2 separate regions of the Homo sapiens genome follow, and region 2 is linked to region 1. A link is a contact called in ENCODE Hi-C or POLR2A ChIA-PET data. All regions are on one chromosome and are shown on one strand. The core of a region is the stretch at or near the end of the contact, and the rest is flanking DNA. Distances in the headings are between cores, read along the strand shown. Region 1 overlaps SH3TC2 (SH3 domain and tetratricopeptide repeats 2). Region 2 has its middle 95 kb from the start of MIR584.

Region 1 (6,510 bases), core at 3,900-6,399:
AGATAAAAATAATAGTAACTACACCAAAATGTTGTGTGATTACATGAGAGTCATCACAAAGGTTTTGCATGAGACTTAATGCATAAAACACATTAACCTCAACTGTTATTTTTATTTTGAGATGTACACACTCTCTGGTCTCAAAAAGAAGTAAGATATCCATCAAATAATACATAGAAAAGAACAAAGGCTGGAGCCCTCCTGCACTTTTTTAGAGACCACCCTCCAGGTCAGCACTTTTCAAACTACAGGTTAATGAGTGAGAAATTCATTTGGTGAGTCATAAATTTGATATTTTTTAACTAGAATAGAATGTTTTTAAAAATGAATAGAACAAAACAGAATGTATGAGTGCATTTCTCTATGTTGTTGCATATGCACAAACATATGCACACGAGGATAAACCATAAAATGCATTTCTTACTGTGGGCCACAACAACAACAACATAACAACAAAAAAGGATTTGACAGCCACTACCCTAGTCTGATTCAGAACTATTAATATTAAATACGTTCTTTACCAATGATACACTATTTAGGAAGACATCACTGCCCCCTACTGGAACTCTTGGATTTCTCACAGAAAAGGACAGCAATGGATTAGCCTGTCTTCTCATTAGCCATGTGACTTCAACCATCCTCTCACCTACCCTGTCTGGAAGTTCATCTCAAAGAGCCTCATCCCTCAAGCTAGTGTGATGCCCTGGATAAGGAGTCAAAGGCAGCACTAGAAGTGGCAGCTGGGTTCTCACCTTTGAAATCGTTTTGAAAGCACAGCATCCTTCCCTCTCACCTGCCTCGCAGTCTGTACTGGGAAGCCAAGCCAAGCAGCCCCACTGTGCAGTCCTGGCCACGCAAGTTATTCTTGATCCTGCACCATGGCAGCTGGGGAGAATCCCCACCCCCTAAGCAGTCACTTGTCTCTGCTTCTCTGGGGAGAAGACACCCCTTAGAGGAGGGTGAACGAAGTGCACATTCCCAGAGCCAGCACTTCCAGCAGCCTCCATCCTCAAGTCCCCTGAGTTCTGGAATAATCAGACAGAGTTGGGAGAGTGAGGGGGTACATATCAGGAAATATATGCTGTCCCACCGAAGAGGGAAGACCGCCAAGTGAGAGGCCCAGTAGCAAAGAGCACCCCTAACATACACACCCTCCCGCTTAACGGTGTGGGACCCAGGAATAGATGTGCTTATTAAGAATCTACTCAGTTCTGCTTCATTGTGACAGCTACCACCAATTGACATTCATACCAAGCCATCCATACATCTCGTCTCAATTAAAAGTCTGAGCAGAGGAATAATTGAAGCTTAAAGAGGTAAAGTAAGTTGCTCAGGTCACTCAGTGATGAAAAGGAGAAAGAGCTTCAGACCCAAGTGTCCCTGAATGCAGGACCAGGGTGCCTGGCCACACCTCCAGGTTTGGCTGCACTTCTCAATGTCAAGGCTTACATGCCTCCAAAGATGGATTTCCTTTTTAGCCATTTCCTTGTCTATGACATAAGTAAGTCTGATATAATTCTGACAGCCCTGGGCTCAGGGAAGTTAATTAATTTGCAGAAGGTCACACAGCTAGTAAGAAACAGATTCTAACCTAAGTATGCCCAACTCCAAAACACATTACATTGCCCCCACCTGAGCTGCCACCTGAGTGAGTGCAGAGCCCATTCCCTTGAATTTCTTCCTTCTTTGCCGCTTGTCCACACATCTCAATGGGAGCAATTAAAAGAGGAAAAGAGACCAAAACTGACAAGGTCATGAAAAACAAGGAAAGGCAGAAACCGTCATAGACCAGAGATGCATAGGGAAATATGGCAACTAAATCCAATGTGGGATCAGAAGAACATTAGTGGGGAAAACTGTTGATATCTGAATCAAGGCTGGAGTGTTGTGTTGCAATCGCCAAGTCCTAATGTGTTTTCTACCTTCTCCACTGCTGCCCTAATCTAGTCTCATGCTGCTTCTAGAATCATCTTTCCAAAGCACAAATCTGACCATGTTTCTTTCAACTGCTTATAATCCTTCTATACCTTCCCCTCAACCTCCAGGTAGAATCCAAACCCTCTTTGCTTCCCTGAATCTGCTCCAGCCTCACTGCACTCAGAGTGACCTGTTCTCAGAAAACATCACCCCCTGTCCACCCTCTGGACCTTTGCTTGACACATGCACTGTCTGTCAATACCAACCTGCTGGTCTGCAGTTAGAATTAAGTAAGTGTCCCTTTCAGAACTCAGTTTGGATATCACGTCCTCCAGAAAGCCCTTCCTGATGCCCGTAACCCTGTCTGGGTAAAATCCCTTCCCCGCAGTGCCTGTAACATCCTGTAACTAACACCAATCACAATGCTTCTGATACTGAATCATATTACATAATATATCATTTGCCCCTTTCCTGTCACCCAGCTGAATCCCCACTTCCCTGAAATGTGTGCCCAAACCTGGCATTGAATGACACTGACCCTCCTCAGAAGGAGCTCAGTCCTCTTCCCTGCTTACTCCATTTCTCTGAGTGTGCAAGGAAAAAGTGGTTGTTGCTAGTCTGTCATCTACACTCTCTGCCACTTATTAATCTCTCTGTTTTCAAACAATGCCAGATAAGGCCTAGGCTGGGTGCTTGCAATGAGCAACAGGACCTAGCTTGAAGTTAATGCATTATTTTATTTTCATTGTATTTGCCATTATTTACATAATTCTGTTTATGGAAAACAATACAAGTTTTTCTTCTATATAGACTAGTCATCCCTTATAAAAATAAGTTAATATGAGTAAAAGAAGTAAATCAATTTAGAAAATGTTTTGTAAAGGCTCTTTGGTGCATATCGTGATAAATGCATGCATACATACACACACGTGTACATATACACACACAACTGTGAAGGAAGCCCTGAACAGCAGAAATCCTGTCATTTGTGCAACTAAGTCCTTGAGTCATGAGACCCCCGCCTCAAGTACCACTGTCTTTGCCACTAACTACCAATGTGTCTGGGAGAAAGTTACCCTTCTGTTCCTCAGTTTACTCACCTGTAAAAAGAAGATAATATAATTGAGCTATAAAAATATATTATTTCATCTCTCCAATACTATTTCTCATCCTATTCATACAGTATAAAAATAGCACTGCTGAAAAACCCAGAGGTGAGGTTCTTTTATCAGAGGACAAATATCTGAGATGTGTAGAGGTTAAGTGACTTGCCCAAGGTCGCACTGCAATTTAATATCAAAATCAAGACCAAAATACAGGTTCCCTTTAGTGATAGGCTTCCTGATCCCTCATCCTAACACCCTCCATTCCTGCATATTCCCTTCCCCAAATAAACTTCTGCCAAATGAGGTGCATTATATTTACAAAGAGGAAGAAAATGAACACACACACACACACATACATATATATACACATGCACAATATAAAGGCATCTTAAAATAATGGAAAAGCAAATAAGAAAAGGACAAAAGCAATATTGGATTTCAGAATGTTAATACTGTTGGACAGGGAACTAGTATACCTGAAAGCTGAGAAAACATGTTACAGGGTTTTCCACAATGTTGCAATGCCCTTCTTGTTCTTTATTTAGATTAGATGTAAGGAGCCAGCAGTCACACAGCCCATATAAGATTTGAGGGAACAATTAGAATAAAGAGGGTAACTAGATCATGTTTGGCTATGATACACTTATTTTTTTAAATGTTTAAGTAGAGACCAAATCCAATCACCACTTTACTCTCTGTGGATCATGAAAAAAAGACAGCATCAACATGTTTCCAAAGGGAATAGCTGGCCCACATTTCAAAAATGAAAATTTTAAACACTTTTTAAAAGAGTTTTAGCAAGCGGTTTACATATAGAATGTAGTAATTGCAATTATATAGCACAATGTTTTTCTTATTTTAAAAAAATAGTCTTACCCTTGTCTTTGGAAACATGCTAAACATTTTTATAACTGACCTGGTTATGGGTAAATTCATCAGATTTATAGGTAAATCAAAGTGCACAGAATTGGGAAATTTTAGCTAAAATTTCCAAGGAGATGTAACATGGATAGAAACAACGCTCTTCACGTATGTGTGTGTATGTGTATGCATATGCAAATGCATGTGCATATTTGCAGCAATTGAGAAAGATCTGTCCAAACAGAAGTTCAAGTCAGAAGACACAGAAGTTTCAACTGATTATAAAGCTCAATGGAAGCCAAGGACAGATGTGGCTGCTGGGGAGAGGAAGAATCAAATTAAGTATAGTAACATCCCTCTGTACTCTTCACCCACCGGCCAATATCAAAAGCCTCATGCAGTTGTGGGAACTGCTCTTTCAGAGAAACAGAAACAAATCTGGCCAGAGGAGAGTGAGTGGTCAGTGGGAAAAGGGAGGGGATCTGTAACCTGAGTCAGATGGGGAATGGCCAGTGGCATGGTTTCCAGGGCTGTGTGAGCCTTCTTCAAATACACGATATGTAACTGTTCTGGAATGTGTGTGCCCCTGACTGTCTCCCAGGAATGTTGTTGAAAGGACTATGCACGGGAGATTAGACTGAATAGCCTCAACCGCAACGTCCCTCCCAGCTTGGGGCTTTTACAGCTTGTGGTGGGGGCAAAACCACATCTATTCTCCATGGTAGTAGATTAGATAACTTTACTAATTAGACAACTGGAAGCTTCTCCTTCCTGGAGAATACTCTCTAGAGTAGACAGCCTTTTGACAACCAACCACATCTCTAAGAGAAAATGTGTGCCAATTAGTAGACAACCTTGATGACTAGAAGATGCAATGGCGGCTCAACTCACCACTCCCATCTCACCCTTTCATACAACCAATCATCTGGTCAGCCCAAGAAGCTAGAAATTAAGGGCAGATGGTCTGATAATAAAAGCTAAGCTGATGGGCATCAGATGCAGGGAATTATGGCTGGTATCCTTGTGGTTCACAGAAAAGGAGCAAGGGTGAACCACCTGCATCAGGCTTGCTTGAGTTGCTTTCTAAAAATGCATGTTCCTGGGATACATCCCAGATCTACTGAATCAGAATTATTAGAGATAGAAACCAAGAAGTTCATGTTCCACAACCTCACCAGGTAATAGTTATGCACACTATCTGAGGGCTCTTGCCCTGCAGTGGTGCTTCCCATACTTTAGGGTGCATTAAAATCACCAGGAAAGCTTGGACGAGTCAGCGTTCTGGGATCCAGAGATTCTGATTCAGAGATCATAGGTGGGGCCACAGATTTTCATTTCAAACAATCTCACAGGTGATGCTGATGCTGCTGGTTAGTGGACCATATTTTCAGTTTGCTGAAATTAGAGAATTCCCAATTTCATTATCAAAGAACTCAGATACTGTGGTAGGTCACTTCTGAAATGATCCCCAATGATTCCTCACCATCTGGTATTCAAGCTGTTGGTAAACACTCCCCTCTTGTGGGAGCTAGACCTAGTGACTCATTTATTATGAATTGAATAGGCAAGACTAAGGAGATGTCACTTCTGTGATCAGGTTATAGAAAGAGTCACTCCCTTTTCTCCTGCTCACTCTGGTTCTTGCTCCTCTTGTTTGCTCCCTCTAGTGAAGCATGGTGCCATGTTGTGACTGCCCTGTGGAGAGGCCCACGTGGCAAGTGGCTGCAGGAAGCCTCTGGCCAACAGCTAGCAAAAAACTGACTCCTAACAACAGCTGTGTGGGTGAGCTTGGAAGCCCATCCTTCTCTAGTTGAAGTTGAGATAACTGCAGCCCCAGCTGATTGCAGCCTGTGAACCACCCTAAGCTGGTGGGCTCAGCTAAGTCATGCTTGGATTCCTGCCCTTCAGAAACCATGAGATTATAAGTGTTTTAGGCCACTCAGTGTGCTATGCAGTGATGTTATTAATAGAGATGCTTTGTAAAGCAGCTGCCCTGAAATCAATAAGATGCCTTGTAGTTGGGTATGGCACATGCCTGTAGTTCCAGCTACTCAGGAGGTTGACACTGGAGGATCACTTGAGCCCCGGAGTCTGAGGTCGCAGGAAGCCCTGACTGTACCACTGAACTCCAGCCTGGGCAACAGAGGAGAAACTGTCTCAAAAAAAAAAAAAAAAAAAAAAGACATGTATTGGTATTCTCTCCCATCCATCAAGTCCTCCATCTCATCTGCCCCCATTGTGGATGAGACAAAATGTGTGTGTAAATGTAACTGGACAATATTTAATCATATACACTATTTACATGTAATTTATGTCATAATTTTCTTAACATTCAATTTCCAAGCCTTTGCTCTTGGAAAGCTTCCCTGGAGCTTCTGGGAGGTTATGTGGGAGCACAGCCTTATGGCAGGAGGAAGATGGTGAATCCAAGTCAGGTTTCGTGCAATCCATCTGGCCATTCTGAGGCTGTGTCTTTTGAGCTAAGATCCTGGTGAATTCTCTCCTGTCAATCCCTGTGAGCATGAGGAGTGATACATACTTTGGTTCTGAAGAAAGAAATGGAAAAAACTACAGGTTCCTCTGCTGGCAAGGGGAAGGGGTCTTTCCCTGAGAAAATCGGTGAAGA
Region 2 (6,471 bases), core at 151-2,650, 37 kb before region 1:
GGATTATAAATAAAGCCTGGAGGGAAAGTAATGAAATTAGTTTAAGAACAGTGATAGGATTCCTCTGGCCAGGTGCAGTGGCTCACGCCTGTAATCCCAGCACTTTGGGAGGCCGAGGCGGGCGGATCACAAGGTCAGGAGATCGAGACCATCCTGGCTAACACGGTGAAACCCCGTCTCTACTAAAAATACAAAAAATTAGCTGGGTGCTGTGGCGGGCGCCTGTAGTCCCAGCTACTTGGGAGGCTGAGGCAGGAGAAGGGTGTGAACCCGGGAGGCAGAGCTTGCAGTGAGCCGAGATAGTGCCACTGCAGTCTGGCCTGGGCGAAAGAGCCAGACTCTGTCTCAAAAAAAAAAAAAAAAGGATTCCTCTGAAAGCAGAAAACCTTTATTTAGAAAATACCTTGTGGGCCATTCTGTAGTGAAAAGTCAGCCCTCTGCCCATAGTCTAGATCTGAGCTCGGCAAACATTTTCTCTAAAGGGCCACATAATAAATACTGTAGAATTTTCAGGCAATATGGCCCCTGCCACAACTACTCTACTCTGGGTAGTATAGGCAATGACAATGTGTCAACAAATGAGTGTGGCTGCATTCCAGTAAAACTTTATTTTTTTAATTTTTCACTTTTTACTTTTGAGAAGGAGTCTCACTCTGTCACCCAGGCCGGAGTGCAGTGGCATGATCTCAGCTCACTGCAACCTCCATCTCCCGGGTTCAAGCGATTCTCCTGCCTCAGCCTCCCGAGTAGCTGGGACTACAGGCATGCTCCCTTCCCACTTTCCCCTGTTTGTCACCCCACTTCTCAACCGCTCCCTGATTTTTGTATTTTTAGTAGAGATGGGGTTTCACCATGATGGTCAGGCTAGTCTCGAACTCCTGACCTCGTGATCCACCCGCCTCGGCCTCCCAAAGTGCTGGGATTACAGGCATGAGCCACCATGCCCGGCCATAAAACTTTATTTATAGAAACAGGTGGAGGGCCACATTTGGCCCACGGACAGCAGTTTGCCAACCCTGGTTCTACATGACAAGTTACGTAAGACAACAACCTAAGCCAAGGGACTCAAACTCTAGTGCCCATGGGGCTGGAGAGGTAAAGAAGTAAAGCAGGCTGGGTGGGGACTGTGACATGTGGAGAACATATGACTCATGGAAAGGAGGCAGTTGCAAAAACCAATGTAATAAGACCCTCCAGTATTTTAGGAAAACCAGAAATGCAAATATTAAGGGCATCTTCTCATTTTTAAATATTGGCACGCATTCAAAATTTTAAACCTGGTGCAGACCTAATTGAAAAAAAAAATCTGGGGGCCAGCACAGTTTAGCGGCAGCCAGTGTGTGTCCTCTGGCCCAGATCACCCTTCCTGAGCAATGTGCTATGACAACGGAGTACACATGACACATTTGAGTGGCATGATCCAGGAAACTTAGCCCAACGCCAGTCTGACCTATTGCTAATGGAATGCATAACTGCCGCCGTCCTGCCCAGTGGCCGGGCATGTGGGAGACCATTCGCATGCATGACTGCAATGAGCTGCACGTGCACAGCTACTCCAAGTCTGGACCGTAATTCTCTCCCTGCCTCACTAGTCTTCTGCTTTCTATAAGCAGTGTTGGCATAATCAGTGCCCTGTGACATCAGATGCCATGTAATATTCATCATACGGACCCTCCTGACATACTTCAGAGAAGCAATGAGATCATATGAAAGGGACTTAACAAGCCATGAAACCACACAGACATCAAATGGATTGGTTTCTGGCTTCCCCAGCCCCAAGCATAAATTCAAATCTTCCAATAATGAGTATATTCTTTAGAGAGATCCAAAAAACCCCAGAAGCATGACAAACAGGACAGACACAAAGCAGAAGGACTCTCAACCAGATTTCCTCCTGGTACAAAGGCCCTTAAGCTGTGTCCAACGCTGCCCTGCGGAAGCCCAGGCGCCACTGAAAGGCCCCGGGCTGCAGACAGCTCAGCTTGGGACATTCTGTCCTTGGCTGTATTTCAGCCTGTGTTCTCACCTGTTCACTGACTTCTTTGCCTCTCCCTCCAGTTCCTGTAAATCTACAGCATCCTCAGTATTTGCCTTGAGCTTCTCTCTCACTTGGTTCAGCTCTATACCTTCCTGCCTTCTGCCCTATTTGCCTAGGTCCTCCACTTCAAAGGTTGCACTGACCTGCCTTTTCTGATGTCTCTGGACATGCTCCACCTTCAGACCCTCAGCTCCACCGAGACCACCAGCATCAGGCTCCAGCCCATCCTGTGCAAGGCCTCCCCTTTTTTAAGGAGCTAGTTTGATGTCTGCTCATCTTACCAAGGGCCCTACACCCACATCCATAACTTGCTAGTGAAGACATCAACCTAGGTGCCACCTATTTGGGTCGCAAAGATTCCCTCTCACCTCATCTCTGAAGATCACTGAAAACCACTCTTTTGATTCCCTCAGCTATATATTGGGGGTGGAGAAAGGGAGGGATGAGAGAAAGAAAGAGAGAGAGAAAAAAACAATGCAAACTTCCTACCACAAATGATGTTCACCCCATGTCCACTGAATCCTATTCTGTTCAAATTGGGTGCTGAGCCAGCAGTTTTCTAATGGCTCCTCAAGTCTTGTGATTTTTTTCAGGTTTTTCAGGGACCCAGGTAGGAGGGTTAAGGGGGATGCTGCATATCAGAGGTGACTTCAGCAGAACAGCTCCATCGGATCTGTTTTGTATACCATAGTCCTGCATGAAACTATTGTTTGAAAAACTTATTCCACCACTAAAAAATTAAAATTTCTGTGTTAGCCACTGTGACCAGGAGCAGATGGAGCAAGGCAAGCTCCCTTACTGAAGAAGCCCATAGGATAAACTTGAGGTAAGCAATATTTTTGGCATAGGGCAATTTGGAAAGTATTGGGCTAAATTTTTGTTTATAATGAAAAGTAACTTATTGAGTCTCACATTAGGTGTGTCTGTTCCCACAATTTAAGTTATCTACTTTGTTGAATAGAAGAATAACATCAAGGAAGTATTACTTTTTATATGCTTAAGTATGAATGTCTGTTTCCATTTTCCCAGTGGTGATATGGGGGGAAATTTCTAATCTTTCCTTCTGAATTTAGACAATGAAGCATTTCTCAGAGGTGTCATGAGGGCCTGCTCATCACTTGCTTAGTGCATAGACCCTTGGGGGCATCTCCAGAGGATTGCCAACAGGGCAAAACCTCTTAAAGCAGTGCCCAAGCTCCTGTTTTCTTCACTTCATTGTTCAAATTCATATTTCTCCCATGTGGTTTGTAGATACCTCCTAGGGGTTGGTAAGTCCCAATGAGTCTTATGGACAAGTGAGCAGACTAGGCTAGCAGTGGCCAAACAATACGGAGCCTGCAGGGAGAGTTGTGTTCTGTCAGCTGAGCTCAAAGTCTAAAAGCCCTCGCACACCCTCAGCTGACAGTTCAGGCAGTGACAGCTCATTCGGGAAGGAGATTTGCAGTTGTGAACACTGACCAGCTCTAAAAGAATAGAAAAGTAATTAATCATATCATTTTAGAGCTGTGCATTCTCAGACTCTCAGAATCAGAGCCTCTTAGAACCTCAGGCCCGGGAGAAAGCAGAGAGGCTCCAATATTGCATAATGGTTAAGTTCACCAGCTTTGAGTCAGATAGACCTGAACTTGAGACCACTCAAGGACTCTACCTAAAAGGAAATTTACTAGAGGACATGGGACAACTCGCAATAAGGAAGATAAGGTGTAAAACAAACTCAAAGCAGGCAGCAGAAGTTGCAGCAAACTGGCCCACGAACCAGGGCTGTAATCAATTCATCCTGAGCATTTCATCAGCTCTCACACATAGGTTCAGGATTCCAAGTCCTGGGCAAAAGATTCCAATCTTTTCCCTTGTCTCCCCAGGGAGGTTTGAAGAAAGTTTCAGGCATCATAATGGGAGGGGAAAACATCTTGGTTTACCATGCCAACAAAACCATAAACACTAAGGGTGAGGCTCCCAAAGGAAAGCCAGGGGCTGTGGGGAGGTGAGAATGGCTGCCTGGGAGCATAAACAACAGAGATCTACTATCCTGCACCTGCCACAGTGTTGCTCAGAGGACAGACAGAAATGCTCCACACCACGGCCTTAGCATACTTTGGGACACAAAAAAAGGGCCTCCATAAACATGAGTGCCTTCATTTACAACTCATGCTCCTGCATGGAGCTAGATCCCCTCTAGAGCACACCTGTTGAAGCAATTGCCACTAACTGAGACTCCTTCCCCTTTGTAATCATGTCGCCTAAGTTACCCTGAATGCAGAGGCCATTTGCTTGGAGAACTTTAAGAGATTTTATTCATCATGTGGATGGCCCATGCCACTGAGAGTCCAACAGTAAATATATTGGACCAAACCTGGCTCAGAAAAAGGCTCCCTCCACTGGGACTCAGAAAAAGACTCTCCTTCCCTCATCCTCCCTTAGGATTCCAATATCCTCCTTTAGGATATTGGTATAGGGAATGTATTCACTTCCCTATTACAATATCATAAGGGAAGGAAAGTCTTTTTCTGAGTCCCAACGGAGGGGGTCTTTTTTGATTGGAATAGGGAATACATTCCCTATTCCAGTAACCTAAGTAGTGTCCCCCTCCAGGTTCATTAGACTGAGTGAAGTGTTGGGTTCTGGCAGTTTAGCTTCACACACACTCTTAGGTCAGGAGAGAAAATAAAGGCAACACAGCCTCAGAGACCTAATATTTTGTCTTAATATTCCACTAGGTCAGGAGGAGCCTCCTTGGATGCTCATGCCAAACCTCAAAAACTCTAAAAATGCGTGCCAAATAGGGGGACAGTCTCTTGCTTCACATTTCCAACTATGGCCCTATTAAAGGGCTGCTGCAAATATCTGGGGTCTGAAGCCATGTTTGCTTAGCCTGAGGCATATCCTAAGTTCAAAATCAATTGTGCAGAAAAGGGAGGGCCAATGGAAAGTCAGTCAGCTGCTGTCTAGCAAGTCAATGCCACCCTGCCCTGAAGGACATCAGCTGGCCTGACGGGGGCAGAGCTACAGCATTGTCTCTGAGCTTATTTCCATCTCTATTCTGATGTTAGATGGGAGTATCAATATCATAGCTCAACAACGCTCATCTTCAGCCTGGACTCCTCTAGCTCCCTCCCGCTAAGGCAGCCAATCCTAACATGAGCTCATCAACAAACATACACTAAGACCCACTAGAAGCCAGTTGCCATGTGAGGGGTTAAATAATAATAGCTATAGTTTATGGACTGTCTCCTACAGGTGGGACACAGCTTCCAATGCTTTACCCACATTGTCTCAATTCATCATCACAATGGCCCTGTTACTTTCCTCTTTCTGTAATAACTATTCATGCTGTTTGAATCACTGGGAGGTTTTTCATTGCATTGCACAGAATTCTGTTTTCCTTTTTGCTTTTTTTGTTTGTCTTTTGCCCTCAGAAAAGGCTAATAAATTCAACCAAATGGCTGGAGTTGGAGGGAGGAAGCAGGGATGACCTTGTCTGAAAGATGGTCTCAAACCCCTTCTCCTGCCTCTATCCAAAGACAAGCCTTCACCTGAAATATGAAGTGAGGCTGATGAGAAAGTCCAGTCTCTGCCTGTGTTTCACCATCTCCAGTTTCAGAGGCAGCAGCTTCAAACTACTGCTGGAAATCAGAGCCAACTAGGGCCCCAGGGGAAGAAGGAAAGAGAACACAGATTCACCTGAATGAAGGTCAGTGATGGCTCCCCCTGAGTCTGGCAATCTCTCCTGGACCTGAGGAGACCACCTGGTCCCTCAGATCCCCCTGCAGGGGCAGGAATGTCTGAGCCAGGGCATTGTTTCTGTGGAATCTTCCCACCAATGAATCTCCCAGCAGGACCAACTGTTTGGCTGTATTTAAACTGTCATTTAGCCAAGGCAGTTTGCTGGCACACCCAACTTCAACCCAGCAAGCACAACAGGTCTGCAGCTCGCGCCAAAGCTTGTTTAAACATCATTTGAACCAAACAGCCAGTCAATTTAAAAATACTCCAAGCCAAAAGCCAATGAGATTTGAAAACAAGAAAAACTGAAAATGAAAATAAAAGGGAAATATATGAATTTATGTATGTACTCATTTATTTATTAGTTAAACATTGCCTTTTTCCAGAGAGAATCTAAGATGTCAAAGGCCAAGTTGTTTTTTAAAATAAAACAGTACTAGATATGTTCTGTAAATTTCAATGATATCACAAAAATTCAACTTGGGTAAACATTTAAAACACAAAGTGTGTGTGTGTGTGTGCACGTGTGTGTGTGTGCATGTATGTGCGTGTGTTTTAACAGATGAGGAAATTGAAGCTCAGGGAGATTAAGGCCCTTGCCAGAGTCACACAGCAGTGAATGGTAACATAAGGACTGTCCCAAGTCCTCTGCTATGTGTATGGATGCGCACGCACCTACCTATACTTGCTGAGGCCACACTCTTGTTTCA

What was found. A loop is a pair of places that touch in the nucleus more often than their neighbours do. ChIA-PET counts read pairs that join two places held with the same protein, here RNA polymerase II (POLR2A). Pooled maps may share reads with other maps.
Region 2: a loop to region 1 is called in a map of PC-9, with 6 times the contacts of the local background. The contact joins two enhancer-like sites. A Hi-C loop is called at or near these places in 14 of 168 maps with a recorded cell type or tissue (Calu3, HepG2, IMR-90 and 11 more), 1 of 37 single-sample maps with no recorded cell type and 11 of 50 pooled maps. POLR2A ChIA-PET finds 5 or more read pairs at or near these places in 7 of 52 experiments (A549, AG04449, MCF 10A and 4 more).

Annotation. Positions count from the first base shown.
Region 1 is chr5:148,997,807-149,004,316 of GRCh38, forward strand. It overlaps SH3TC2 (SH3 domain and tetratricopeptide repeats 2), which reads right to left. Exons shown (of 17, transcript NM_024577.4): 17 at 1-6,510. Among named protein-coding and RNA genes, the nearest start is that of MIR584, 61 kb to the right of the region's middle. Within about 2 kb of position 5,150, at least 6 of the 41 ENCODE cell types and tissues checked have a DNase peak (open chromatin) inside an H3K27ac peak, as active enhancers do; they include PC-3, PC-9, gastrocnemius medialis and 1 more, where a contact is called at or near this core.
Region 2 is chr5:148,964,556-148,971,026 of GRCh38, forward strand. No RefSeq gene overlaps it. Among named protein-coding and RNA genes, the nearest start is that of MIR584, 95 kb to the right of the region's middle. RefSeq lists an enhancer at 5,511-6,092. Within about 2 kb of position 1,401, at least 20 of the 41 ENCODE cell types and tissues checked have a DNase peak (open chromatin) inside an H3K27ac peak, as active enhancers do; they include PC-3, PC-9, gastrocnemius medialis and 1 more, where a contact is called at or near this core.